Regions from separate parts of the Mus musculus genome. Here regions 1, 2, 3 and 5 are each linked to region 4. Evidence: chromatin loops called from intact Hi-C (ENCODE). Cell type or tissue: heart. All regions are shown on one strand. Each heading gives the region's core, and the rest is flanking DNA. Links, peaks and the distances in the headings are about the cores only. Region 1 has its middle 3.6 kb from the start of n-TGgcc1. Region 2 overlaps Wasf2 (WAS protein family, member 2). Region 3 overlaps Wasf2 (WAS protein family, member 2). Region 4 overlaps Ahdc1 (AT hook, DNA binding motif, containing 1). Region 5 overlaps Gm36518 (a long non-coding RNA gene).

The links. Peaks named below come from ENCODE experiments on the same cell type or tissue, not always from the same donor. Only the 100,000 strongest peaks of a DNase experiment are listed, where the experiment ranks them.
Region 1: a loop joins it to region 4, with 5 times the contacts of the local background. A loop is called at or near these places in 4 of 42 quality-filtered maps.
Region 2: a loop joins it to region 4, with 2.0 times the contacts of the local background. A loop is called at or near these places in 3 of 42 quality-filtered maps.
Region 3: it touches region 4 in a loop (5-fold over the local background); 3 of 42 quality-filtered maps call a loop at or near these places.
Region 5: a loop joins it to region 4, with 5 times the contacts of the local background. A loop is called at or near these places in 10 of 42 quality-filtered maps.

Annotation. Positions count from the first base shown.
Region 1 is chr4:133,115,226-133,121,014 of GRCm38, forward strand. No RefSeq gene overlaps it. Among named protein-coding and RNA genes, the nearest start is that of n-TGgcc1, 3.6 kb to the left of the region's middle. In heart, for the core only: a CTCF peak has its summit at 2,451; DNase peaks (open chromatin) are centred at 1,696, 2,056, 2,526, 2,946 and 1 weaker place; H3K4me3 peaks cover 829 bases; H3K27ac peaks cover 3,652 bases.
Region 2 is chr4:133,183,660-133,189,448 of GRCm38, forward strand. Wasf2 (WAS protein family, member 2) reads left to right here. Exons shown (of 9, transcript NM_153423.6): 3 at 1,310-1,444; 4 at 1,940-2,093; 5 at 5,419-5,536. Among named protein-coding and RNA genes, the nearest start is that of Mir7017, 9.1 kb to the right of the region's middle. In heart, for the core only: a CTCF peak has its summit at 3,416 (motif pointing left); DNase peaks (open chromatin) are centred at 1,822 and 2,482; H3K27ac peaks cover 2,179 bases.
Region 3 is chr4:133,131,334-133,137,122 of GRCm38, forward strand. The region is part of intron 1 of Wasf2 (WAS protein family, member 2); the gene reads left to right. Among named protein-coding and RNA genes, the nearest start is that of Wasf2, 3.6 kb to the left of the region's middle. In heart, for the core only: a CTCF peak has its summit at 2,242 (motif pointing right); a DNase peak (open chromatin) is centred at 908; H3K4me3 peaks cover 1,069 bases; H3K27ac peaks cover 1,068 bases.
Region 4 is chr4:133,053,666-133,059,454 of GRCm38, forward strand. It overlaps Ahdc1 (AT hook, DNA binding motif, containing 1), which reads left to right. Exons shown (of 7, transcript NM_146155.3): 3 at 1,348-1,538. Among named protein-coding and RNA genes, the nearest start is that of Gm26615, 27 kb to the right of the region's middle. In heart, for the core only: a CTCF peak has its summit at 3,117 (motif pointing left); DNase peaks (open chromatin) are centred at 2,066, 2,736, 4,336, 5,336 and 1 weaker place; H3K4me3 peaks cover 2,238 bases; H3K27ac peaks cover 3,850 bases.
Region 5 is chr4:132,942,728-132,948,516 of GRCm38, forward strand. It overlaps Gm36518 (a long non-coding RNA gene), which reads right to left. Exons shown (of 5, transcript XR_881471.1): 5 at 5,695-5,789. Among named protein-coding and RNA genes, the nearest start is that of Gm36518, 15 kb to the right of the region's middle. In heart, for the core only: a CTCF peak has its summit at 2,974 (motif pointing right); DNase peaks (open chromatin) are centred at 2,974, 3,634, 3,864 and 4,324; H3K4me3 peaks cover 1,029 bases; H3K27ac peaks cover 4,287 bases.

The DNA of each region.
Region 1 (5,789 bases), core at 342-5,341, 62 kb after region 4:
TGCAGAGAGCCTTCTGCCCCTCTGCCTCCCAAGTGATGGGATAAAAGGAATGGGCCACTATGCCCAGTTTAGAGGTGCGTTTTAGAGAAAGACAATCTGGGAGGAACTTGGTACAAAAATCTAATAGAGGTGCTGGTCAGATGGTTCAGCAGTTAAGAGCACCGACTGCTCTTCCAGAGGTCCTGAGTTCAGTTCCCAGCAACCACATGGTGGCTCACAACCATCTGTAATGGGATCTGATGCCCTCTTCTGGTGTGTCTGAAGACAGCGACCATGTACCCACATATATGAAATAAATATGGCCGGAGCAGGGCTGGAGCAAGCGGGGCTGGAGCAAGCGGCACCGGAAAAATTTAAACACACGCACAAATCAAAAACAAAATAAAACAAAGGAAAAAAAAATTCAAGAGAAAGAGCAGTGCCTGAGGCAGATGAGATGTTTTCCCAGGTAAATGTACTTAGGGCTAAGGGATAAAGGCTTGACCCCGTAGGTATGGACCCGTATGGACCCATACTCACCCCTCCAACTCTCTCCTCTCTCTCTCTCTCTCTCCAAACACACATGCCTCTAGGAATAAAAAGATCTGGGCCGGATGGAGCTTAATTGCTGCACTTTGGATGTGTCTGGAGGAGGAAGGTTCTAGGTCACCCTCCTTCTGCTACACGTGGCCAGCCTGTGCTTATTAAGAGGTGGAGAGGAAGGGGTACACTGGGGAGACACCAAGCAAACATTGGGGTTCCAGTGGGGACCAGTTGGCTCTTGCAGATGAAATGGGGGGAGGAGTGAAAGGTGGTGTCCCTGGTGGCTTCCATACTGCGGAAAGAATGTGGTAATTGTTCTTTGCAGTAGTTCAGAGTGGGGACCCTCACTCGCCCGCCACCTGCCTAGCTTACCCAACAAGATGCTTTATTCTCCAGACGTTCATGTGCATCCCTCAGCCATTTGTGTATGCATTCAGCCACCTTAATGGATCACTGAGTGGATGCTGGCTGCTGGGCTGGGAGCTGGGGAGACATCATTAGCGGTACACTGCTTACAGCCTCGGGTATGGATTGGAAGTCTGGCTTTGCAGCCGACTTGCGGTGAGTCCTGGCTCGACCTTCAGCTTACTATGACTTAAGGCGAGTGATGGGACCTTTTGGGTTCTTTTTGTCATCTGTAAGATGGGGACGTTAATGGCACCTATATGGCTAGAGTGGAGTGTTAGCTGTCATTGTTTCCTTTTCAGGAAGGAGACAGATCCCACAACACACTTTAACCGTTTCAGTTCGACAGTGATAAATATTCCAATGAAGCCCATAGGGACTGGAGGGAAGGACAGGCTTCCTAGAGTGATAGTCAGCTGACCTAGGCTAGCCTGGGCTCCGCTGCTAGGGAAAGCAGGAGGTCATAAGTCTAGTGCTAGAGGGACAGAGAGGAGGTAGGATGGGGGAGGGATGGGGGAGGGCTGGGGGAGGGGGGCTGAGCGATCAGGGTTTCTGCTACTTTGCCTCTTTGAACCTCAAGGCAGGGAAGTGGGTTAGAGAGACACACTGCCCCATTTTACAGAAAAGACACTAAGGGCCAGATTGCACAGTGACTTAGCAGGTCTGTCTGTGAGGTGGTGGCTTAGGGGGCTGGAAGAAACAGGCCTGAGAAGAGAGGCCTTTGTCCCAGGGCCTGCTGGGATGAGAAAGGCGCAAGCTGGAGCTGCAGATGACCACCAGCAGCTGTGGTGGCCAGGACCACATTCCTTCCCCTGGCAGTGGGGCAAGTCCAGGCTTCAGCAGGGGCCTGGAATTCTCTTCTGGTCTTAAACCAAAACAAAAGAAAACAAAACAAAACCAAGGAACTTTAGTCCACATTAAGTTGTGCTGTGACTTCAAACAGATACAGCTCTGAACTGTCCTTCCTGGCCCTAGATTCCCACCCCCCACCCCCACCCCGCCCCAAGTCCCCAGGATAAACCTCCCAGCAGTGGGACTTCTGGGAAAGAAGAGGAAGTCTGGAGTTGGAGTCCAGACTTTGTGGTGAGTCTTGGCTCAGCTTCTCCAACTTGCTGTGTGACCTCATGCAGGTCATTAGCCCTCTCTGGGTCCACCAAACTGAAGGAAGGGAGGGTGGGATGATATAAGTGGGGTGGGAGTCCAACAACTGGCTCCAGCCAGCTGCAGCAGCTTTGTCGATCTCCAAGTTGGAGTTCTTGGGCCTGGTTTTTTTTTTTGGGAGGGGGGGCAGGGGGGGCAATTGGTGGGGGTTGCTATTGGTGGTGGTGTCTGGAAGCAGGAGACAGACAGCCTTTCATCCTTGCTGGCCCAGGGTCTGGGGGCAGGTTGGCAGGCTCCATATCCCGAGATCACGTTTCAAGCAAGAAGGGGCCTTCCTGTGACCTCAGCCGGCCAGCCTTGTCCCTGCCTTCCTCCTCCATCCACACCAGCCGGGAGACAAGCAGCATCCCACCCAAGGTCACTGGCCAGCAAGTGGCTGTCCTTCTGCCTGCCCTTCCCTCCCCTCCCGCTGGAGCCAGCCCCCACCCCCGCAGCAGCTTCCCCCTGCAAAGCCCTGGTCTCCTGGGCCATTAGGAATCTGCCAGGCGAGGCGTGGTCTTCTTCCTCCCTTTTGCTTCTTGGCTTGCTTTCCCAGCTCTGCAAAAGCCTCTGGGTGCGTGTACAGGAACATTCTTCTTTAAAAAAAAAAAGAGGAGGGGTTGGGGGACCTCAAAGAGAGAGAGAGAGAAAGAGAGAGAGAGAGAGAGAGAGCTCTGGTTTGGGTAGAAAATCAACCGGCTCCTTAATCCTTGCCTGCAACCTCTGCCTTCCCAGCCAGCCTGTTGGCTCTAGGCCCTGGAAAGAAGGCTCGGCTCCAGCAAGAGGCCTAGACCTGTCCCCCGCCCGCCTGCCCGCCTGCCCGCCCTCATCCTTGCCACCTCCTTCTCTTTCTGGGGTCCGCGTGTCTTTTGGAACCTGCAGGGGCTCAGCAGGGCTGAGAACATGTGGGAGCTGCAGAGGGGGCTGGTGGGAGATCTCATGGCCCTGCCCACTTGGCCATTTTCTCCAGACCAGAGGTTACAGGATCTGCATTGCTCACCCTAGCCCAGCCCATCCTTCCTCTTCCTGCCGTCAGTTGTTTCTCTATGAATCACTCACTGGTCTCTCCACTGCCAGTTCCCCCAGGGCCATCACCTATATGTTCCTATCACTGCTGTTGCCTTGTACAGGACTTGTCTGCTCCTGCTCCTGCTCCTCCTCCCCCTCCTCCTCCTCCCCCTCCTCCTTCTCCCCCCCCCTCCTCTCTCCTTCTTTTTGGTGAGAGCCATTTACTTTTTTGTTTTTGTTTTGTTTTGTTTTGTTTTGTTTTGTTTGAGACAGGGTTTCTCTGTGTAGCCCTGGCTGTCCCAGGACACTACTCACTCTGTAGACCAGGCTGGCCTCGAACTCAGAAATCTGCCTGCCTCTGCCTCCCAAGTGCTGGGATTAAAGGCGTGCGCCTTTAATCCACCACCGCCCGGCCGCCGTTTACTTTCATATTCTAAGTCTTCGCTCTTCGGAAGCCTCAGCACGATGGCAGCCAATGCCCTACCCTTTGCTCCAGCTGAGGACGCTTTAATTATGTGGGGTTCCCACATCTGCTTCTGTGCCTTATGCGTGTCTTGAATGAATGAATGCAAACCATAAATAGATCCTCCCCAGATATTCAGAGAAATCTTGCAAAGGGCCATTTGGCAATGGCGTACCCCCATTAAAGGCCTTTGGTGCCAATGAGGAAGGTGGTGCATGCATATAATCCCAGCATTCAGGAAGCCATGGGAGTGGGACTGTCCAGAGTTCAAGGTCAGCCTCTACTATATAGCCCAGCCAGGGCTATACTAGTAATACCCCTTTCTCAAAAACAAAACAAAACAAAACAAAACAAAACAAAAAAACAATTCAGGCCAGCTCAGACCTTGGATCTGGCACAGTGGATAAGGCTGCTTGCTGCCAAGCCTGATGACCGAGTTCAACTCCCACTTGCTGGAAGGCTATGGGCCCCTCCCATTTATGATAAATTCATGTAACTCAAAACAAAAGCAAAGAGCAACCTTCCACGAGTGCGTGCCCTGCACTCTCACCAACACAAGCCTCCATCTCTGCCTCTCTAGGCATCAGCCCTGTAGAGGCTTTCTTTTCCCCAGAAAACCATTTCTCTCTTGCCCCTAGACTTCTGCCCATGCGATTCCCTCTGCCTGTATACTCTTTTACTTGCTTATGGCTCTCCCATTACCCAAGGAGTGCACAGAGATTACCATCAAAGCAAGGCGACTTCTCTCTCTCTCTCTCTCTCTCTCTTTCTCTCTCTCTCTGTGTGTGTGTGTGTGTGTGTGTGCGCGCGCGCACGCGCGTGCATGTACTGGGGGACTCAGGTAGGCTAAGCAAACTCTACCACTGAGTGACCCCACCCCATACACACCCTTTTTACTTTGTATTTTAAGAGAAAGTTTCATTAAATTGACTAGGGTAGTGTGAACTCACTCTGTTGCTTGTCCTTGAATTTGCAATCCTCCTGCTTCAGCCATGACCGCTAGGCCTCAGATGGCCTCGAACCTGCTAGAAGTGCAGGCATTCTCCACTCTGTTGCCTATTTAGAATGTGTGTGTGTGTGTGTGTGTCTGGAGATCAGGAGCTAACTTGCAGGAATCATTTCTCTCCTCCCACCACGATGAGCTTAGGGATCAAACTCAGTTCCTCGGATTTGCCAGCTACCTGGCAACCATTGAATTGTCTCTTCTTGCTTCTAATACAGGTTCCAGGTAGCCCAGGATGGTCTCAAACGTGCTATGTAAAGAGGAGGATGACCTTGAACTCTTAATCTTCCTGCCTTCATCCCTGCCCCCTCCCCCTGCCTCCCCCCTTCCCCCCCCCCCCCCCAGTGAAGGAATTATAGCACTATAGCATAAGCTACTGAGCCCACTCCCAAGGCTTTCTTTGGTTCTTCGGTATGGCTTCTTTCTCATTAAGAGACACTCTCAGACAGAGGCTGGCTAGATTGATCCTGGGTCACGGGTGCCCTGCAGAAGCCTCTACAGGAGCAGACAGCAATCTATGCTTATTAAATGAAGAGACTGGGAAAGGAGGTCAAGTTCAGGATTTGGGCTTTTTTGGGTGGGGGGAGGGGGCAGAGGATGGGTGCTGGGGAGTGAATTCAGGTCTTGCTGGGGCTAAGTGCTTTGTCCATGCTATGGCTCTGGGCTATACACCTCAGGTGCATGCAGGATTCTGAAGGCAGGAGGAAAAAAACATAACATGTTTTTGCCAAGGGAACAGAGTCAGGACAGACAGACAGATCTCTCTCCTCTCCTCAAGGCATTGAGCAGAGCCAGGTACATATGGGCATCATGTCAACTGCTGTCACTATTATCTCTTCCTTGAGCCTTTTGGTCACAGTCACATCAGACTTTTTTTGTTGTTGTTGTTTAATCTGCCATCTTCCTTAGTTCTTACCAAAGCCCAAAGAGCCAGGGATTGGTTGTTGTCCCTTTTGCTAAAGAAATGAGATGGAAGCAGGACGAACGGTTTGCTAGGGTTGCTTGCTGGTTAAGTGGCAGGCACGGGGTTTGAACCCAGGTCTCTCTAACCCTGCCGCCCACCCTTGTTCCCTGCCTGGAGCACCTGCCTGCAGGAGGAGGAAGAGAAGAGGGTGGCACATGGGCATAGTGGGAAGGCAGGGAGGCTCCACCGAGCTGGGGCCTCCGAGGGAAGCAGAGCAGCAGGCAGTTTCTAGGGCTTTCATTTCTGTCTGTCTCTTCCAAGCAGGTGAAAAACCCCACGGAGGG
Region 2 (5,789 bases), core at 370-5,369, 130 kb after region 4:
AGGTGGGAGCCACCACCATTGGGTGTTTTTAAGGTTGGTTCATTTCCCATGCATAATCCTGCGTTATTTCTTTGCTTTTGTTTCCAAACACAATTTTTCTTTACCTGGTGGAGCAGGAGCACTGCTGTATTATCAACATATCAAACAGGACCTTCTGCCTGCAGCAGAGCAGGGACGCAGCATGTTGGCCTCTGAGTCCTTTGAGCTCAGGAATGCCTCTTGACTGTTGCTGCATGGAAGCGTGCAGTATGCAGAATTGGGAGCTCCTCCTTGATTTATTAAATGCACCAGGAGCTCCCAGTGCACAAGTTAACTGCAGTTTACCCCGAGGGTGTGGTTTTGCCCTTCCAGGCTAGGTTAGCCTAATTCCCCCTTAAATATGTACTAAGCTTAGAAGCTAAAGGAAAAAAAAATGAGACCTTACTTTAACTAGGTCTCAAACTCTCGTCAGGTTGGGCAGTCGTTTACGGCTGCCTTCCCTTTGTGCGTGAGCATCCGAGGTGTGGAGACTTACTCCTCATACCTCTCCCATCCCTTGCGGCTCAGAATAACAGTGTGGAGGTATTTATTCCACATGGCGGTTTCTTTGGCTACAAATTCTCCTTGCATTCAGGGTTGAAAGTACAGAACTCTTTTCTTATTCTAAAAAGTGAGACCTTGTGGAAAAAGACCAGTGGTGTCTTGTTTTTCAGGGAGGGCTTGAATATCTCAGCTTTTCGCTTGTTCCCTGGGGTGTGGATTTGAAGGATTGTAACCTGGAGCAAAGACTTTGAAAGCTGTGGGTTAGAGAATGTAAGGTGACCTTTTCACCCTTAGAAGAAATTTGGCATCTCTGTGTGGGGTGGGAAAATTCAGGCCCCTTAGAGATACCCACATCTTGGTTTTCAGTGGGCTTTTGAAATTCAACTGAGGACGTAATTTAGTGTATTAAGCATGGACGCCTAGTTGTTGCTCTAACTTTCAGGCTGCTCTCAGAGCCGTTTTACAAGGTGCTTTACAGAACAGGAGGGTGAGAGCCAAGGACAAATGTTTGCATACACTGGCTGCTTTTCCGGGACTAACTTGTTGACATTGCACCTTTCGATTTTGTTGAACCTGCTTTTAATTTCATGTTTGTTCAGAATTTGCCAAAGAGGTTCTATTAGTTATGGACTATATAAGCACAGAGTGACCAGGCTATGGAAACTGTCTCTTTCTCCAAGAACAAGCATGTGTGTGTGTGTGTTTGGGGTACGATATACTCTTTAGTCTTTGGGCTGGTTCCTCTCACTCCTGTGCACTAGTGACTTGCTCTGTTTGCCCTTTCTAGGTAAGTATGCAGAGGACATTTTCGGAGAGATTTGTACTCAGGCAAGTGCCTTTGCCTCCCGAGTAAACTCCCTTGCTGAGCGGGTTGACCGAGTACAAGTTAAAGTCACTCAGCTGGATCCCAAGGAAGAAGAAGGTAAGGAGGCTTAGCCAGAGCTGCAGGCTCTGCCGAGGAGTGCCTCAGAATCCTGCCCTGGTTTGTTACAAAGCAAGAGGAGAGATCAGAGAGACTGATATACGTCTACTTGGAAGCGACATAAGCCTAGGTGGTGTAAAGAAACCTTTTTCCCTTTACCACACAGCACACTGCCATCCCCCCAGTCCCCTTGTTCTCACGTTTCCTTTCCCTCAGTGGTATTTTGCTACCATAAAAGTACTTGGAAGACTCATTTCACCCATGGAGAGGCCTGCAAGATCTGGCCACATAGTAAACCTTTGTGTTGCTTCATCTGTTCAGTCATGAAATGGCTGGGCTGCTGACAGCCTCGTGGGGCTTCCCCAGAGGGGGAAGGGAAAAAAAACCTGGCTGCCAAGAAAGGCAGCAGCTGAGGCGTCTCCGACGGTGTGACTCAGTGTTTGCTCAAATAGCCTGCCGTCCATTTTCTAACGCCTTCCATCTTCCTTCTCTCAGTGTCACTACAAGGAATCAACACTCGGAAGGCCTTCAGAAGTTCTACCACCCAAGACCAGAAGCTCTTTGACAGGAACTCTCTCCCGGTGCCCGTCTTAGAGACCTATAACAGCTGTGACGCTCCTCCCCCTCTTAACAATCTCAGTCCTTACAGGTAACCGTGCGCTCGCTCTCTCTCTCTCTCTCTCTCTCTCTCTCTCTCTCTCTCTCTCTGTGTGTGTGATTAAAAACTGCATTGTCTAAAATCTCTAAAGATAATATCTGTATCAGAGAGAGAATACTGTTGAACTCCCTGCCCACCCCAGCAGAGACCGTTAGCTCATTCTTGTCTGGTCTCTGACGGACATGCCGCGTCTCCTATGTACTGAAAGTTTGCTGTACCATTGATGCTGCAAAGTTTAACTTGGGAAAAGTAAGTCCATCTGGATTCCATCCAAGGAATTTAGTTATTACAGAAGCAAGAGGACTTGTTAGCAGGCAGTCCTGCACACGGATTCCCAGGGGCCACATTCTAACCGGCTTTCCACTTTCTCAGAAAACTCTAAATTACCAGATGTTTGGGCAAGTTAATGGGACCAGCCTCATACTGGCTGCTGGGGAGGGGGGGATCACAGTGTGGGGAGTATTGGTGTCCTTCCACGTGAGTGCCGGTCCCTTCATTTTGAACACCCTTTGGATGGTTTCTTCTGTAAGGACCAGCCCTGGTGTAGGTAGACATGGGAAAGGAAGATGGTAGGTTTAAAGACAACCTAGAGTCCTCCCCTCTGGCGATTTGCTAATGTCATCTTGAACAGACCAACTGAGCAGAAGTAGAAAGGGAATATTTATCTTGCTTGTATCCATAAAAAGTAGTTACAGGTAGCTAGACGTGGGTGCTGGCGGTCAGGCATGGGTACACTGAAAAGCAGAGTGTGTGTGTGTGTGTGTGTGTGTGTGTGTGTGTGTGTGTGTGTACCTCTTGAATTCAAGGACACTGGTCTGTCCCTCGAGCCCCAAATAGGAGCTTGGTAGCGTCTCACAGAGATCAAGAAGAATATCTGCCCTTGGTCCTAGTAAAGGATATGGAGTCTTGCTTGCCCCAGGGCTGTCACTCTTTAGTCTGATTGAGTTTGGGGATAGTGTGTGATAGAAAGGGTTGACATACCTCATAGTACTGAAAACGATATGAGACAGTGTTTGTATGGTGGGATAGGATTGACAAATAATATTGAGATGTTTCATCTTTCTGGAAACTGTATTATTTTTTTTTTTTGATACTAATACTGCCAGAATTAGTATCTCCTTCCTCTCAGTTATCTGGACTTGGCCTAACAGAAACAAGCAGTGGTTACTATAAACATGTTGCTGTCAGGGCCTGGAGAGACAGTTCAACCCGTAAGAACATCTGCTGCTACTGCAAGTTCAGCTCCCAGCACTTAGAGCAGAAACTCACAACCGTCAGTAACTCTAGCTGCGTGTGCTCTTACACCCCCTTCTGGCCTTTATGGGCACCCACATATGTGCACAGAGACACGCATACACACACATTAAATAAAAATAAAATAAATCTAAAGCATGTTTTAAAAGGAACTAAAAACGGTTGGTCTAGACACCTGTGCCCTCAGTGGTGGTGGTTGATATAGATGTGCCCTTGGAGTTTGAAAGGCAAGGGGTAGAATTGTCTTTCAGAAGTTTTGGTTGGTTGGTTGGTTGGTTGATTCACTGTGTGTGTGTGTGTGTGTGTGTGTGTGTGTGTGTGTGTGTGTGTGTATGTGTAAAGAAAGATTGGGTCTCTCTATGTAGTTCTGGGTGTCCTAGAGCTTATATATACACCAGGCTGTCTTAAGACCATCCTTTTAAATGTTTTGTGTGTAGTTTTTTTTTTTTTTAAGATTTATTTATTATTATATCTAAGTACGCTGTAGCTGTCTTCAGAAGAGGGCGTCAGATGTCATTATGGTTGGTTGTGAGCCACCATGTGGTTGTTGGAATTTGAACTCAGGACCTTCGGAAGGCCAGTCGGTGATCTTACCCACTGAGCCATCTCTCCAGCCCCGTGTATAGTTCTTTTTTTGTGATCCATTCTCTCCACATAGTGTAGGCTGGCCTTGAACCTCTGATGCTTCTCTCTGCTTCTCAGTGCCAGGACTACAGACATGCACTGCCACGCCTGGCTTCCTGCCCCCTAAAGCACATACTTTCTGAACAGTGGAAGTTTCACCACACCAAAGTAGAAGATTCTAGTCAGGCCCATGGAGTATGGCAAATAGTTGTTACTCAGTAGCTCACTCTGTCCTATGTATTGCCATACCCACTAAGACCTTGTGGTCTTTTGTTGTTTGAGACAGAGTTTCTTTTTTTGTTTTTGTTTTTTCTGAGACAGGGTTTCTCTGTGTAGCTCTGGCAGTCCTGGGACTCACTTTGTACACCTGGCTGGCCTGGAACTCAGAAATCCGCCTGCCTCTGCCTCCCGAGTACTGGGATTAAAGGTGTGGGCCACCACGCCCAGCTCTGAGACAGAGTTTCTTTATGTAGTCATGGCTGTCCTGTCTCTGTCTGTCTCTGTCTCCCCCCCACACACACACACCATTGCCTTGAACTCAGAGATTTGTGGCCAGCCCCTGCCTCCCGATGGACCTTGTGGTTTTAAAACAGCTGGCCGTTTGTGTCAGTGGGTCTCCTTGCAGTAATACTGAACAAGGGAGCAGGAAGTAGCTGCTCTCTTGTATCTGTGTGGAGAAGAGCAACTGTACACAGAGACACTTAGGTAGAAAAGACCTGGGGCTGGTGAGATGGCTCAGCAGGTAAGTGCAATAACTGCTCTTCCGAAGGTCCTGAGTTCAAATGCCAGCACCCACATGGTGGCTCACAACCACCCAATAATGAGATCTGACACCCTCTTCTGGTGTATCAGAAGTCAGCTACAGTATACTTGTGTATAATAATAAAATCTTAGAAAAGACCAGCAGGGCATGGTGGCATACTCGGGAGGCAGAGGCAGGCGGATTTCTGAGTTCGAGGCCAGCCTGGTCTACAAAGTGAGTTCCAGGACAGCCAGGGCTATACAGAGAAACCCTGTCCCGAAAAACCAGAAAACAAAACAAAAAAAAACAAAAACAAAAGACCTTAGTGCTTTCTACAGAGTCCTGGGGAATGGATAGGGAAGAGGAACCAACAGCAGAAGTCTCCTTAGAGATAGACAGTATTTAGATATCTCTGTCAGAGTCAACTGTGCAGGTGATTAGAAATAATCAGAATTCTGGCCAATCTAGCCTGTTCTTGCCCCTGACCATGTAGATTCCTGCATGAGAACTGAAGATATGGCCAAGGTTTGTAAGGAGTTAGGGCCATTGAGAATCTGGTGTGGAAGCTGAAACATACAATTGATTCGAAGGTGTCCTGACTCCTTAAAAACTGCTAAGTGGTTGGTGTTGGGATATTGGGTTTGGTTGGGAGCTCATCTCTCTACTGACAGCTACTCGTCTTCATTTTTATCCCAGGGACGATGGAAAAGAGGCACTCAAATTCTACACCAACCCCTCATACTTCTTTGATCTTTGGAAGGAGAAGATGCTGCAGGACACCAAGGATATCATGAAAGAGAAGAGAAAGCATAGGGTGAGGGGAAGGGACCTCTGTGCTATACATCAGTAGGCCCCGTTGTAGAGGAGGGATAAAAAGGAAGCGGGTCTTATGTGAAGTCATTCCAAGTGACCGCTTGCTCGGGTGCAAAAGAATGTGTCCACACCAAATACCACCAAGATGAAAGTATAAATCACACCAAAAATATGTATGTTCCCGGCACTGTGTAATAACTGAGAATATTTGAGCTGAGCTTTAGAAGTGGGCTTTTCTGTTCACCAGTTATTTT
Region 3 (5,789 bases), core at 225-5,224, 78 kb after region 4:
GTTACCCTTGGCGTTTAAGCCCAGCACTGAAGAGGAAGAAAGCCAAGGAAAATGTTAATGGTTGTCCTACTATGTGCCAAACCTTAGGTATAAGTGCTTGTTTAGTTTTTCCAGCTGTCCTTGTAAGTTTACTGGTGAGGAAGTCAAGTAGGTTTCAGAGAAGTAACTTGCTCAGGGTGACACCGGAACGTGTGGCACTTACCAAAGTGAGGGTGTTTCCTCTGGGAAGCACCGGGCGCGCAGGGATAAGTTAGTGTTCTCTTACAAAGTTTGCTTTGTCATAAATGGAGGGAGGGGTCTAGCCTGGAGAGTTGATTTCACTTTTGGTGTGGAGACAGGCTAGGTCTTAAGCTCAGGATTATTAATTATAAGCCCATCTCCTTTTCTTGCTTTGTGACTAAGGAAGGGCCATTTCTGAGTGTTAAAAATCACTTCGAAGTGTGTCAGGACAGCAGAGGATTCCGTTTGAGTCCCAGGCAGGTGTCACCAATATTTGTTGTATAGAGACATGAGTTTTGACTCCAGGTGGTGTCATCAGAGTGTCTTTCTCTCCTCTGTACAAAGGCTACATTTTATTGGGAGGGAGAATTTATCCATCTGTTGTATAATTTCTTTGGGTTCCTTGGGGCTAAAGTTTCAATGGCCTGCCTGTGTTCAAGTGTAGCCTTTCTTTCTTTGTTCTTTCCTTATCTTGCAGATGAGTAAAGGCAGTGGACTTTGAGTAGGAGTAGCTGGGTACCTTAGCCCTTAAGTTTTCCAAACCGCCAGAGCTTTGGGTTAATCAAAATAGCAGGTCCAGCTGTGGGTATTGTTCTCATGTGCCAGTGTTAGGGAGGGAAATCCGAGGAGGAAGTTGCTGAGAAAGAGGGCGTTTCTGAGCTGTGGAGCCAATATGTATTTTCTTTGTTTGAAATTCTAAAACCAGAAAAGCAGCAGCTAGAGGAAGGAAGGAAAGGACTTGCAAGCCTGCTTCCTGTCAGGGAGCTGTAAGGACTGTCCCGGGCCATGTGGGAGGCACCGCTTGCCCAGAAAAAGGCAGTTGAGTTGGCTGGACTTTGAGAACGGTCTTCTAGATTTTAGAATATAGAATGAAGTAACTTTAGGTCTTAAATCTTCCAGAGTAAACGATTAAGGGACTCTTTATTGAGTCATCACTGTTGGTTCGTTGTCCCCATCATACTTCCCAGGCTTTGTCTGAGTTTTAACTGTGATTACAAACTCTGGGTTTTAACATAATCTGACTTTCCTACTAGAGGGTGCAAAGCCACCAGCACTTGAAAAATATGTTTGCCCATTTAATTATATCCATGTTGTCATTTTCTTTTTAATGTTGCTATTTATTTATTTATTTATTTATTTATTTATTTATTTATTTATTTATTTATTTATGAGTCTGGGTCTTCCTATGTAACTCAGGCTTACCTTGATCCCAGTATTTTCCTGTGTCAGACTCCCAAATGTTGGGATTATAGGCATCAAGCATTAGCATACTCCACTTGGTTTTTGACATTTAAGGTTTTTTTTTTTTTAAATGGTTGTGAATCACACAACTTATGTAGTGACTTATGTCCTCTGCCAGAGCAACAAGTGCTCTTACCTGCTGAGCCATCTCCTCAGCCCCTTGTGTCTTTTTAAAAAAATATATTTTATTTTACCTTTAATTGTCTGTATGAGCATTTGGCTTTGTGTGAATGTGTGTGACTTTAGTTCCAGAGGATCTGATTTCCACTTCTGATGTCAGGCAGCCTGCACATGCACACTGCACATGCATACATGCAAGCAAGATATACAGTAAATATTGTACAGCAAAGTTGATTTCAGTGTCTGAAAATAGTGTTGTGTAGAAAACTTTTTTTCCTGTGATGTAAAACTTTTACTTTAATTAAAATGTAGTCAGTGGGCGTTTTCTCTCAGATTCCGAAGTATGCCTTTTAGCACTCTCTCTGTACTTGTTTTGATAAAAGTACAATGACCCCCACCCCCACCTTTTTCTGTTTATGGTTCTGCTAAGCAGACACTCTTTCCAGCTGAATTACATCACCACCCTCTCTGTCCTCCCCCCACATTTATAAATAATAATTTGTAGGTTGTTTGGTCTTTATTTTCTGTAAACTCAAAGATTGGTGTTTGTAGGACTTTTTTTTTTTAAAGATTTTTTTAAATGAATACAGTTTTTTTTTAAAAGATTTATTTATTTATTATATGTAAGTACACTGTAGCTGTCTTCAGACATACCAGAAGAGGGAGTCAGATCTCATTACAGTTGCTGGGATTTGAACTCAGGACCTTTGGAAGAGCAGTCGGGTGCTCTTACCTGCTGAGCCATCTCACCAGCCCTTAAAGATTTTTTTAAATTACTATTATACATAAGTACACTGTAGGTGTCTTCAGATGTGCCAGAAGAGGCCATCAAATTTCATTACGGGTGGTTGTGAGTCACCAGGTGGTTGCTGGGATTTGAACTCAGAACCTTCGGAAGAGCAGTCAGTGCTATTACCGGCTGAGCCATCTTGCCAGCCCCCTGTTTGCAGGACTTTAGAGCTGATTTTCCTTCAGGGTGATGCTTAGTGTAACGTGGGATAATCACTAGGAGATGGAATCTGGGTCAAATTGTTTCTTTTTTCCTTTCTGTTTTTCTTGGTGTTTTGAGACAAGGTTTCTAGTAGTACAGGCTTGCCTGGACTTAGCTATGCAGCTGAGGATGAATTTGACGTCTTTTTTGTTTGTTGGTTTTATTTTAAAAAGATTTCTGTGTTTGGGTGTTTTGTTTGCATGCATATGTTTGTGCCTGGTGACATGGATACCCGGGAACTGGAGCTGCAAACAGTTGAGCTGCTGTCTGGGTGCTGGGAACTGAACCGAGGTCCTCTAGAGGAAGGAACGTCTAGTGCTACTAACTGCTATTTCTTCAGCCCCTGACCTTGAACTCTTGATTCTTGTACCTCCACTTCTAGTTCTGGGTTTAGAGACTTGTCTAAAAATAATTCTTGGTGGATTTTCTATGCCACTTTTCCCAAATAAACACAGGGCGTTTCTACATTGCTCTAGCCTCTTTTAGCTCCCAAATAAAGACACAGAAACCTGTTTTTTGTTTGTTTGTTTCGTTTTGTTTTGTTTTTCCCGAGACAGGATCTCTCTGTATAGCCCTGGCTGTCCTGGAACTCACTTTGTAGACCAGGCTGGCCTCGAACTCAGAAATCCGCCTGCCTCTGCCTCCTGAGTGCTGGGATTAAAGGCGTGTACCATCACGCCCAGCTTTTTTTTTTTTTTTTTTTTTTAATTTCTTTTATTTATATGAGTACACTGTAGCTGTCTTCAGACACACCAGAAGAGGGCATCAGATCTCATTACAGATGGTTGGTGAGCCACCATGTGGTTGCTGGGAATTGAACTCAGGACCTCTGGAAGAGCAGTTGGTGTTCTTAACCACTGAGCCATCTCTCCAGCCTGAGACCTGGTATTTTTATTAACAAGCTACAAGCCTAAGCTGGGAAGGTTCTGAGCTATCCTAACCTTCCAATGCTGTCCATTCCCATCCATGTGTCCCTTTACCTTCAATCCATGGCTTGCCCTGGCTTGCTCTGGTCCGTGTGACCTCACGGTGACTCCTTATTTGTTTTTGGCACTTTCCTTTCTTCTTCACTCTCTGGGACCCCCTGACCGGGATTGGAAGTCTCCCTATTCTCTTCTCTCAGCTAGTTGTCTGATCAGCTCTTTATTAAACCAATCAGGAGGTGATGGAGAAGAAAGAATGTTTACAAAACACTGAGACAGGTGATGATCCACAAAAGTAACATTACCAAAGTCTGGACATATTCCACTCTCTGGGGTACAGAGATCAGCATGTGGATAACACAAAGACCTTTACACAGTGCACAAAACCATCTCCCAACAGGCTTGGGCCATTATACCCAGGTTTTGTGGTGCTACGGATCGAAGCCAGGACCTCAATGCCCGCTAGGCAAGTGCTCTACCAACTAAGCTCATCTTCAGTCATATGATGTGTAGTCTTAGTTCTTCTGAGCTACCTCTACCATAGAATGAAGTACATTGTTTGACAATGAAGGATTTCTTCTCTTTGTAAGAAACCTCAGGACAGCATAGATTTTAAGAACTTTGTTCCACAGACTATGGGACCATTGTGTTTGAAGCCTTCATTCAGTTCATCCTCCGATTTGAAGGGCACCATGGCGTCTGTTAACAGCACTTTGACGGGGATGTAGAGAGGGTGTGGAATGGTGACTGGAAGCTGGAGGTGGAGTAGTTGTGGGATTGGACTAGGGAATAGGAGTGAGTCTTATCTAGACTACCCACTTTCTTCCATTTCATAAGGGCTGATACTATTGAAAGTAATTGTAAAATAGTGAACTAGCATGTTACATGCTAAGATATGCTTGTGATTCTGTGTAAATCATCTTAGCATTTGGGAGTTCAAGGCCAGCCTGGTCTACAGCGTGGGTACCAGGACAGCCAGGGCTACACAGAGAAACCCTGTCTTGAAAAACAAACAAACAAACACCACCACCACAAACTCAAGCCAACTTAACTGTGTCTTATATTTCTTTTGTGTTTGTAATCCCTAAAGATCAGAGCTTCAAACTGGTCATATCAGGATTTTTCATGAAAAATGTGCTTATTAAGTGGCATAGGAGCTCTGATGTCAATACATAATCAGGTTAAGAATTGTTTATCTTAGTCTGGAGAGATGACTCAGTGGTTGGGAGCACTGACTGCTCTTCCAGAGGTCCTGAGTTCAATTCCCAGCAACCACATGGTGGCTCACAACCATCTGTAATGGGACCTGATGCCCTCTTCTATGTGTCTAAACAGAATGACAGTGTACTCACATATATATATATATATAAATATAATTGTTTATCTTTCTAGTTCAGTGTTTGAGAGCACTGACTGCTCTTCCCAGAGGACCTGGGTTCAACCCCAGCACTACATGGCAGTTCACAACTGTCTGTAACTCCAAGATCTGACTCCTTCACATAGCCATGCATGCAGGCAAAACACCAATGCATATAAATAAAGGCAAATAAATTATCTGTCATTTAGTGTGTGTGTGTGTGTGTGTGTGTGAGAGAGAGAGAGAGAGAGAGAGAGAGAGAGAGAGATTGAGAGAGATGCAATCGATGCATGTGTGCCACAGAAGGTGTGTGGAGGTCAGAGGACTACTTTGGGGGTCAGTTCTCTCCTTTCATCTGGTATCCAGGGGTTGAACTCAAGGTTGTCAGGTTGTGAAGTTTTTACTTGTTGAGCCTATTGATATATTATTGATAGATTACATTGTAACTGCTTGATAATATTTTTTGGTGAGTTTTGTGCTGGCAGTAACATGAGTTGAGTATGATAAAAGATGGTTCAGACCTGGCAGTGGTGGCACACACTTTTAATCCTAATACTCGGGAGGCAGAGGCAAATGGATCTCTGAGTTCAGGGACAACCTGGTCTACAAAGTGAGTTTCAGGATAGCCAGTGCCACAGAGGAACCCTGTCTCCAAAAACAACACTTGCCTGTTGACTAGATTTTGAGTGCTGGGGTTACAGATGTGGACCACCATGCCTGGCCAGCTGAAGCTTATTTTTATTAGCCTTGGTTGAGTGGGGTGACAAGTGATAATTGGGGAATAGGTAGAAATGAATAATTTTGGGGGATTTGGGTTAGGGAGGAAGACTCCTGGGCTCCAGTGATGCCAAAGGAAGACATGGAAAGTTGTAGGTTGAGGGCTGGAGAGATAGCTCCGTGGTTAATTATTGTTCTTACAGAGGAACTGAGTTTAATT
Region 4 (5,789 bases), core at 371-5,370:
CTTGAGCCCTCCCACACGTACAGTCTTAAGCATGCTGCTGCCCACACTGACACACAGAGATGCACACTGACAGGCAGAGTAGCCCCAGCAACCCACATACAGATGTGTGTATCTACACAGATGACTGAGTCTCACCAATGCACATTCCCAAGTAACTAGAACCTATAAGCTTCTGTGATGCTTGGTTCTTAAACTCCCCCACTCTCCCCGGCCTCAGTGCAGACAATGGGGCCAGCTACTAGGCAGGAAACTGGAGTGGCAAGGTAGGCCATGGTTATTAAAGAAACCAGACGGGGTGGTGGTGCACACTTCAAAGCCTAGCTCTAGGAAGACAGAGGCAGGTGGATCTCTAGGCTAGCCTGGTCTGCAGAATGAGTTCCAGAACAGTTAGGGGGACCTAAACAAACCCTGTATCTAAAAACAAGAGCTATATCCAGTTGCTGCTGGCATTGGGCAGGTGCCAGCTCCACATACACCTCCATGGCAGTGGGCACACCTTCCTCTTCCTCTAGGGACAGCGACTCAGACTTGTACAGTTACCAGCCCCAGAGCTGTCTCTCTGCTTCATAAGATGTCACTCCTCATTTTTAGGGGTGAGAAAATGGGGAAGAATATATAGGCTGTAGACAGGATAAGGAGTTGAGCCAAGGCCAGGTTCCCTCCACTTTCTCTGGTGTGCTGTTTGTGCACACGTGTGAGTATCTAGACTTGCAAAGATACTGCTTCTCAACAGGAGTCTGGGATGTAAGAGACAGGGACTGGGGGCTGGAGAAGTGGCTCAGGGCTTAAGAGCACTTATTGCTCTTTCCAAGGATCTGGGCTCTATTCACAGTACCTCCAGGGTAGCTTACCACCATCTTGTAACTCCAATTCCATGGGGATCTGACGCCCTCTTCTGATCTGTGGGCACCAGGCGTGCAAAACATTTAAAATATAATTAAGTCTTTTTTAAAAGTAACTTTAAAAGTCGTTTATTTTTATTTCATGCGTATTATTGGTGCTTTGCCTGCGTGTATGTCTGGGTGAGGATGTCCGATTTCCTGGAACAGGAGTTACAGACAGCTGTTAGCTGCCATGTGGTTGCTGGGAGTTGAACCAGAGTCCTGCAAGAGCAGCCAGTGCTCTTAACCACAGAGCCATCTCTCCATTCCAAGTCATTGCATTTTTAAAGAGTTCAAAGAAAGAAGGTGGGATGGTAGGTAGGTACTGAGCCTCTGCAGTGGGGTAAAGTCAGATCAGGACTGGTATTTGTGGAGCATGCCCACCTGGCTCAGTTGCCCTCTGCCTGACTCCTCCGTCCATGCTCCATCTATGCTTATCTTTGGTGTGCTGTGTTTGCTTCTACAGATGGGGAGGTTGCCTGACTGTCTACCCATCGGCCTGGACCCCAGAGCCAAGCCAGCTGAGTGAGTGCCGAGGGTCCCAGGTGACCGGGGGAGTGGCACTGCTCAGGCCTCTGCAAAGACTACCCTGGAGAAGCTGATGCTGGTGGAGACAGCCCTTTCTTGCTGAGTCCAGCCTCTGCAGAGCCTGCGCAGGTAACTGTGAGCCAGTGTAACAAAGATCGCCTCTTAGCTTAGGCAGAGAGAGAGACATTAATCTAGCCTATTCGAACTCCCCATTATCCAGAGAAGGGAATAGAGGCTCATGTGGCACAGTGAGTCCCTTAGCATCCTGCCTCCTAGCCTGAGGACTCTTCCCTATGCCTCCATGACCTGGAGAACTGGGCGGAGAGATGGGTTGTGACGGTGACCAGGATTCAGGGCAGAGGTGGAAGCCAGCGTGCCTGATATATGCAGCTGACCTCCCCAGGACTCCTCTACAGAGCTGAGAGGCCATGGTAGTCCAGGTGTGATTGCATGCCCGGCAGCTGGCCGCAGGGCAGGCCATGGCAGGACCCATCTTTCTTGTGGCCCAGGTTTAGCCCACCCAGGCTCCCAGCCACAGAGGCCAGGTGGGGCTGCCCTGCCCTATAGAGGCAACTCCCTGAACTGACACATGAAGCCTCAGGCTCCAGGAAGCTCCTTAGAGTTTAGCCTGCTGGAAACCCCACCCAACTTCCAAAGGAGCATTCCTGAGGTCTGCATGGGGGTTGGGCCTCCAGGGATGGGAAGGGTGGGGAGGCAGGGCTGCAGGAGGATGTGAGGCTGTAAATGTGCTGTGCTGGGTCTGTGTGCAAGCAGGTGTGTGGGGCTCTCTGTCCTTAGTGCACAGGGTTGTGTATGCAAGAGTTACATAAGTGGCCTATGTGGGGGGAATAGTTAAGAGCTTCACATGTGTGCTGTAGTGGTGACTGCTGGCTATGGATCCTATGCAGGTGTGGGTATCCTGGGCTGTCTACCACACAGGGTACTAGTGGACCAAGACTCAAACACCCTTGGGTGGGTTTGTGTGTGCTCAGGGTTCTGAGCACAAGGTGAGGTGGCATGTGCACATGGCTCCCTTTGTGTTTTGGAGGTGGGCTGGGCAGGACTTGGGCTGCGCTGGGCTCAGCAATGCCCAGCCTTGTGGCCAAACTGCTGAAGTCACTTCCTTTTCAACAGTGACTTTCCAGGGGGAGGAGTTCTTCCGACCTGGTCGGCAGTGAGGGGCGTGGCCGAACTGGCTCTCTCTGGGGAGGGATGTGGGCGGGGGCGGGAGAGAGGTGGGAGGAGGTGCTAGTGGTACTGGAAGAGGGAGTCCTCTGGGAGACAGAAGGAAAGACAAGGACAGGAGTCTGGAAGGGCCAAGGGCAGGAGGGAATGGGGGTGGAGTGGGGCGGAAAGCACAGTCCCTGGGTGACCTCGGAGGGAGGAAGGGAGGGCTGCCAATGAGGTGACCCTCGGGTTCAGTGAGAGCTGGCAGTGGCGCCTACACACCTGGCACTCGGGGCAAGGGGCTGGCAGGGGGCGGTTCAGGAACAGACCTGCTTGCCAGGTGCCCCACTCTGGACAGGAAGAGGGTGGGCGGGGGCTGTACAAAGGAGCTCTGTGTGGCTGAGGATAGGGTAGGGTGGGGTATGCAGTGCTGTACTGTTCTGGGGTTGGGGGAGATGATGGGGGCGGGGCAGGACCAGTTCCCCTTGGGGCATCAGTGGCTCCAGGGGGACACCTAGTGGTCAGGGGAGGTAGTGCATCTTGATAACAAACTGGGGGAAAAGAGATTAGAAGTGGTAGTTGAGATAGTTGAGGAGGCCAGGGCTAGTCTGAATCTTTGGATGATGAAGCAATTTGACTTAAAGGATCCCAACAAAACCAAACTTAGGTGACAACAAAGCTGATTGGCATGGCTGTGTGTCCTTAAGGGCATGACTAAGCCTCTCTGTGTTCACATTTAAATGCAAAACAAGTGACTGGGGCTGGTGAGATGGCTCAGCAGGTAAGAGCACCCGACTGCTCTTCCAAAGGTCTAGAGTTCAAATCCCAGCAACCACATGGTGGCTCACAACCATCCCTAACGAGATCTGACTCCCTCTTCTGGTGTGTCTGAAGACAGCTACAGTGTACTTACATGTAATAAATAAATAATCTTAAAAAAAAAAAAAAAACAAGTGACTGGTCCTTCTTAGGATCTAGGGCAAGTGTCTGCTTGCTAGAAGATCTACGAATTAGGTGGGCACTAGGGGCTAAAAGGAAGGGAAGACCAAGAGAGTGAAACATGAAATTCCTGAGAGAAAGGGGGCTGGCAGTCCTGGGAGGTAACGCCTCCGTGGAGAAGAGAGGGCCTGAGGAAGGTTTCAGAGCAGCCATGTTTCCCACTGCTAAGAGCTTAAGGACATCCAGGAGCCTTCAGACTGAGGGGGCTGAGGGAAATGGGAGGGGAGTGCTCGCAGGCTGCAGAGAGGGTCATGAGGCCGGAAGTGAGAGCTGGGACTGGCAGCTTGGCTCCCCAGGGGAGGTTAGGGGTGGGTGAGAGGGGAGGAGGGCTGGGGAAGGGGTGGGGTGGTCACAGCCACAGTGGGGGAGGGTGGGGCTGGGGATCAAGGATGTGGGCTGGCGCTTCCCGGCACTCTGCTCTGCAGGTTGGGGCCCCCCTCCTAGCCAGCTGCTGTCCCTGTGGGCAAGCTCAGACACTGACCCAGAAGCAGACAAGCAGACAGAGGACCCTTTGACTTTTCATTCACAGACTTGGGCTAGATGGTACCTTTGAGAAGACGCCAAGAGAATGGCTGCCTGTTGGGGTGTGGTGGGGAAGGGAGCCAACTGCTTCCCTCAGATCCTAAGGCTGCAAAAGAGCAGTGGACAGTCGGGAGGATGTGGCCAAAGGTCTTCATGGGTGGGTGGAGCAGAAGCAGCCACTGCAGAGGAGGTTTGTCTCTTCTGCCAAGATTACGCCCTTGGGCCCCAAGTGGGAGGTCTCTAAGGCAGGAAGGCCTGGCCAGCCCCACCCTCAGTGAGGAAGGAGAGGGACTCCTGGTGTAGGTATCTCCAAAAGCCAGGTCAAGCCACTTCCTAGAGTTGTGCTCTGAGGCAGGCTCTTACTGTGTAGCCCTGGCTGTCCTAGAACTGTAGACCAAGCTCAGCTGTAACTCAGAGAGCCACCTGCCTCTGCCTCTGCCTCCCAAATGCATACCCTTGCCTGGCTGCCTCCACACTCTGAAGGTGCTCTCTCTTCAAGAACAGCAGTGCCAGCTGGCTCACTGGGTGGAGTGGTACATGCTTGTGTCTTCAGCACAGGCAGAGAGGCAGGAGGATAGCTGCAAGGGTGCGATCAGCGTGGTCTACATAGTGATTTCCAGACCAACCACGACTAAGAGTAAAACCTTGACGCCCAGGAAGAAGGTAGGGGCTGGAAATGTAGCCAAGTTGGTAGAGTATTTGCCTGTTGTGCACAAATCTCTAGGTTCAGTTTCTAGCATGGCAAAAGCTGGGTGTGGTAATATACCATTAGGTACGTGGAGTAGGTAGATGGAGTCAGGAGGATTAGAAGTTCAAGGTTCTCCTTGGTTGCCCAGCTGCCATTAGGCCATCATGGTGCACACAAGAGTTCCAGGTTACATTGAGAGATCTTTTGGGGGTGCAGGCGTGTGTGTACATGGGGGGGGGGTGGGAAATAGAGAAGAAGGGGGCAGGGAGAGGGGCAGTGCTGAGCTGGGCTAGAAGTGGTACAGGTCCACAGCCAGACATGAGAGAGAGCCTTGAGTTAGCAGGTGCAGGGGAGGCGAAGGGTGCAGCCCGGGGCAGTGGACAGAAATAAAGACCAGCCTGAATGGACGAACAGTGAAGTCTTCTAACCTCTCCATTTCAGCTTCTTCTTCTGTAAAATGGAACTAGAGCACAGGGTACTCACTGGGGGAGGGGAGGTTGCAGATTAAAATGACAGCTTCCCAGATGTCCCTCAGATGTGTGAGTCAGGCCCTCCTGGACTAGGGCCTGGGTATCTGGAGTGTTACACAGCTCCTCCGCTCCCCTGAGCTCAGGGTTTAGAAGCCAATGGCTTAGATAATTTCAGTGTTCCTCCCAGCCTTAAATTAGACCACAGCTCTAGAAGGAGCCTTTGCAGAAGTGGCTAAAGGATTGTTGCAGGAGCTGAGAGGAGAAAGAGGGTTTGGCCTTAAAAGAATTGAGAACTCTGCCTCTGAGCAGCTGTGTGGCTTCAGGCGAGGTTCACAAGGGCTCTGGGCCTCTCTGCTCTGTAGCACCAGGATAATAAACCACACAGTGCCTCCTGGGTATCTGTGAGGACGCAGAGGCTTGTGTATGTGGACTGCAACGTTCTGCACGCAGTTCCTGTGGGCTGCATTCCTTTCCAGATGTTGAGAGGTGCCGTGAGCAGAACAGACAGGTCAGCCTTGCCCTCCTTGGTGGTGC
Region 5 (5,789 bases), core at 560-5,559, 110 kb before region 4:
TGTGTGTGTCTGTGTGTGTGTGTCTGTGTCTGTGTGTCTGTGTGTGTGTGTGTGTCTGTGTGTGTCTGTGTGTCTGTGTCTGTATGTGTCTCTGTGTGTGTGTGTGTGTGTCTGTGTGTGTGTGTGTGTCTGTGTCTGTGTGTCTGTGTCTGTGTGTGTGTGTCTGTGTCTGTGTGTGTGTGTGTGTGTGTGTGTGTGTGTTGGGTGGGGGGATCCAACCCTGAAGAGGAAGAATCACCTTATGGATTTCATCCAATTGGGTCCACCTTTGAGTGGGCTCTCTGGTTCCCAAGCATGCAGTGAACACTCACACTGCTGGAAGACATCTACCTGTATCCCATAGATGCTGCTTCCCAAAGAACCGTGGTTTAGGCAACCTGGAGCCCCCGGGGCAGCACCAGTGAGGACGGATTGGAGGCAGCTGCCCTGAGGCCTCTGCTAACTCACAGTTTTCCTGAGTCACCTCCTCTTCCCACCCTGCTTGTTCCAGCCTGGCCTCGGTTTCAGGGCCACCTCTGCAGATGGCAATTGTTTGCCACCACTGGCTTGTCCCCAGAGAAACATGTCTGGCAGACGTACGCATGAGGCAGAGGCACAGCACAGAAAGGCTTGGCCATGGTATGGACAAACAGCAAGCAGTCAGTAAATGTCAGCCGCCGCCACCATGAGGGAGTGGAGGAAATAACCAGGGAGCAACCTGGGAATTCAAAAATCTAACTTTGCAGCCAGGCATGGCTCCCAGGGGCTCAGAGTTCTTCTCCCTTTCTCCCAAAGATTGGCATCTAATTAGGGCTACTCTGTCCTGGGGCGCCCCTATCCATTTATTCCCGTGGACATCATCAAAGAAAGATGTACAGCTCTACTCCCACAAGTCTAGTTTAAAATATATATACATATATGTATATATATATACCTTAATTAATAATTAAAAAATATTTATTTATTTATTTTTTAATTTATGCATATGGGAGGAGTTTTTGCCTGAGTGTGCGTCTGTGCACTGTGTGTGTGTGTGTGTGTGTGTGTCTACTGGCCAAGGAGGCCAGAAGGGGATGTCAGATCCCCCGGAACTGGAGTACTGATGGCTAGCTATAAGCTTTTGTATGGATGTTGGGAGCTGAACCCAGGTTCTCTGGAAGCACAGAGAGTGCTCTTACTCCCTGAGGCATCTCTCCAACCGCATAATTAATTAGTGTTTGAGACAGAGTCTTACTATGTAGCCCAGGCTAGCCACAAACTCATGATGCTCCTCCTGCCTCGGCCTCCTGAGTATTGATTGGGGTTGCTGGATTTTGAGTCCCAGTCCCCAGCAATCCCTCAGGCTGAATTACCCTGACGATGGCCGCATACTGCTCTCTCAGAATGCAGCTTAATTCTTCACCTTCATCCCCTAGACATTTACTGAGTGATCAATCCACGCCAGGCACTGTACCAGGCGCTAAGGACCCCACCGCACAAGGAACCTACTTCCTGCCTACTTGCAGCTCAGAGTGAATCCACGAGGCCCCCTCTTCCTTCCTGTTCGCCTTCTCTTCACCCCCATTTGTTTCGATAACCCCTACCCTTGTCTGTCTTCACGGGTTTTGATTATTACGTTCACACAGCACCAGACGACATGATGACACACAGCAGCGGCAGGGCCACGTGACATCTGTCTCTTTTAGAATTGTCTCTGGCAGTGGCCTTCAGACAGACACACCACTGAGTCATGGCCCTGCTGCAGGGTTGCAGCCTGACAAGTTCCTTGCGTTTTTAGGGTCCCAAATCTGCTTTCTTTAAAGCCAGGAGGTTTCCTCTGCTAATGCGATTGGCTTTTTATAAGGCTTTGTTTTGTTTTGTTTGTTTTTGGTTTTCGAGACAAGCTTTCTCTATGTAGCCCTGGCTATCCTGAAATTCACTCTGTAGATCAGGCTGGCCTCAAACTCGAAGAGATATGCTAGCTACCTCCTGAGTGCTGGGATTGAATGGGGTATACCACTACTACCCAGTTATGAGATTTTGTTTTTAAGTGTGTGCATGTGTGCGGTTTAGAAAAGTTATAGTTCCAGACAGTTGTTAACTCCCTGATGTGAGGTCTAGGAACTTAACGGGTCCCCTGGAAGACCAGGGAGCTCTTGTAACCAAGAAGTCATCTCTCCAGCCCCCTGGGCTTCCTCTTCTAAAGTGTCTGCTGAGCAAACGCACACGCTCTGTAACCCCTGGCCTTCTCAGATCCTCTTGCTTCAGAGCAGAGTTTATTTTGGGGAAAAGCCATCTTGTAGTGCCAACTTTGGTGACTAAAGTGGGGTTGGTGCTGGGCAGTGCCATGTTTGGTCACAAAGGGGGTGACTAGAAACTAACAGAGAATGCTTTTTACTCTGGAGCTACATCTTAAGACGAGCCCCAAATTAGACCTCAGTGACTCTGGGCTCCATCCCAAGTATAAAATAGAATAAAATAAATTCAGACCCCGGTTTCTGACTGTCTTGCTGTAAGACAATGTCAAGGTCATCTCTGGTCCTCAGGTTTCTCGTCTGTCAAATGGTGCTAAAGGAGTCTCATCCAGACCAAGAGTGTCATTCCCAAGTGTGGACGTTAGAGGATGTGTCTTTGTTTTTAGCTTGAAGGTTTAAAGATGGGTGTGTGCCAGGGAGGCAGGAAGAGGGCGGAGCTGGAGCTGCAGGTCACTGTGAGTCACTAAATGGAACTCTGTCTGCTGGAAGAGCAGCAACTGCTGAGCCGTCTCTCCAGCACCTTGCAGTCAAGTTCTTGCTGTGCTGACCAGGCTGCCCTTGAACTCCTCGGCTCAACAATTCGGCCGCAGGCTCCTCCAGCACTTGACTACAGGCATACCATGTCAGCTGACTTAGTCCTGACCTTTCATCAAATCCCTTTATCTAGGGAGTTTCCTTCCAGGCCCTGGTACCCTTTAACAGTCAGCCCCTCCTAAGGCTGGCGCCACAATCTCATGGTGCAGTGTACGAACATGACCACCAGGTGGCACTGTAGTCCCGGGCTAGACTTCATCAGCCCTCATTATCCTTGAGCTGCTCCGCAATTACTAAAAGCCCTCCCTGGGGCAGTCTCCACCACAGTCTTCCGAGACTGAAATGAATGGACCTCGGCTTCTGCTCTGCAGCAGGAAGCCTGGACGCTGGAGTGATCATTCCCAGGGTCTCTGAAGGACCTTCCTCCTGCTCTCCTTCCCAAACCCCTAGTTCCACAATTCAGGACCCTCTCTGCCATCAGGTCTGTCTTCAAGTTCACAGCCTATGCACCTCCCACCCCCACCCCCCGACAGAGCCATAAGGTTTTAGAGGAGAAAGAGAGAAACACGCCACCGCCACCCAGGCTTCTTGGCTGGCGGTACAGGGAAATGCTGAGAACCGGGCGTTACTAAGCTGACCTGGAAAGGGGCCTGGGCCAGCAGCAGCGGAGGTTGCTGAAGCAGAAGAGGCCTGTGGCTTCCTGTGAAGAACTGAGGAGCCACGTCCTTTAAGCAGATGGCTGGGGGGAGGGGTGGAAGACTAGGACGCCCAGGCCTCCCGGTGAGGAGAGGGAAGGGTCCCAGGAAGGCAGGCGAAGAGGCCAGGGAGAGCGTTCTCTTGCCTTTCAGCCTCTGCCATCTCCTAAGATAGACAGGCAGGACAAACAGCGTCATTAATGTGAAGCTACCCGGAAGAGACAGGGGCAGGAACAGGTCTGTCTGCTCATACAGACAGCAAGTCCAAGCACCTAGCCACAAGTACCCAGGTTTCAGTGCCTGACCTCAGAAACTCAGATAGAGAAACCCAGCCCCAAGTTCTCGGCCTCAAAACCCCAGCTTGTTCCCAACTGCATGCACCCACTGTGCAAGCAGAAGACGTAATGCCCTGTCAGAGGCTGTGGGGGTGGGAGTGGGGCGGAGGAGCGGGGAGAGGAGAGGGGAGGGGAGGGCTGGTGAGCTCCCGGACACAAGAACACGGGACACGCGATTCGATCCAGATCCAGAGGTTCTTTATCGGAACAAACAAATGATTCCAGATGGAAGCTTTGCCGCAATCCTTACAGGATCTGTTTACTGAGCTGACTCGTCCCTGTAGCCAGCACCAAGGAAGTGCCAGGCTGGTCATGCAAATAACCACACAGCCCAAGCTGGGCGACTTGGCTGCCTTTGCCCTACGCATACAGGCATACAGCTTGTTTGTCCAGGGTTGTGTCTCCTGTCACACCTATGGAGAAGCCTGCGTCCTTAACAAGGTCAGGGACAGAGAACTCTGCTGGAACCTTTCCTGAGCAGAGAGCAGGGGGGCTGCCACTCCTGACACAACACGGCTGTGTCACAAAGTCTGTGTGTGTGTGTGTGTGTGTGTGTGTGTGTCTGGGCCTCTGCCTCACCACTGTCTCGCTCCTCTGGAGGTCAGAGCACAGCTCACAGGAGCTCATTCCCTCCTACTATGGTTTGGTCACCCGTGTCTTTACCCACTGAGCCATCCTACCTGCCGGAGCAGGAACTCTGCGTCAACAGGGGGCTCAGCTTTCAGCATCCACCTCTGCCAGAAGCACCCCAGATCCTAACCCAGAGAAAGAGGGGAGAGTGTTTTCAGTCCTCCGGGAGTCCACAGTCTCTTCTCTGAACCTCCCACCCCAAGCTAGTGTCTCTTACAGGCCTCTCCTCTTAAAGTACGGGTGCCTTCAGGCAGATGGGCCCAAGCCACATGCCTTGTTTCTCACTACCACAGTGCTCTTCCTGGAACCACTTGGAGGCATCAAAAATACTGGTACCTGTTCTTACTACAGAGGTTGCTGTCTAATAAGTCTCAGGTACAGCTTGGGCTTTGGAATTAAAAACAAAGACAAGCAAAGCAACTGTCCAGGTGGTTATAGTGCACAGACAGGTATTGGTACCACTGCCTTACCATATCACTATTTTTATGCACAAGAAGTAAGGAAGCCCGGTGGTGGCACAGGCCTTTTAATCCCAGCACTTAGGAGGCAGAGGCAGGCGGATCTCTGTGAGTTTGAAGCCAGCCTGATCTACAGAGGGACTTCCAAGACAGTCAGTGTCACACACAGAGACATCCTGTCTCCAAAAGAAGAAGAGGAAGAGGAAGGGGAGGAAAAGACCAGTAAGGAAATAGGAGCCCTGGTGACACTAAGAAGCAGGCCTGAGCACCAGCCGTGACTATCAGTCTCTCACCTCAGAACTGATCTCCCAGTCCTCACATCCAGCTTCCTGCACATGTTAACCCTCACAGCAGTCCTCCGGGGTATTCTTGGGCGTTCCACCAAAGCACAGAGAGGTTAATCAGCTTTCCTAAGGCAGATAAGCAGCATTTGCTCCCAGAAAGCCTAGAACAGTTCCTTGAAACTGAAGGGGCTCCATAAGTCCTGTCTGATTTCCACTGCCATGCCAGGCAACTGTAATGTCCTCTGACTACCCACCTGCCTCACCCACCATCAACCGTTCAGCCTATAGACCATGTCTTCTAAGTATTGTTGTTGCTGTTGTATTATAGTTCAGGGAATGAAACGCTAGACAGGCCTGCTACTGGCGAGCTATGACCTCAGTCCTAGTATATACTTTGTATATAACGCAGATCTATTCACATTCACCCATATGCTTTCCCTGTCATCTAGCTGGCCACCCTCAAGCATGGAAGACACTTGTAAGGTCCTCCTAGTAGGTCCCCTGTGTCTATTTTTTTTAAAGATTTACTTATTTTTATTTATATGAGTACACTTACACACCATAGCTATATTCAGACACACCAGAAGAGCAGTCAGTGCTGTTAACCGCTGAGCCATCGTCCTTCCAGCCCCCCAGTGTC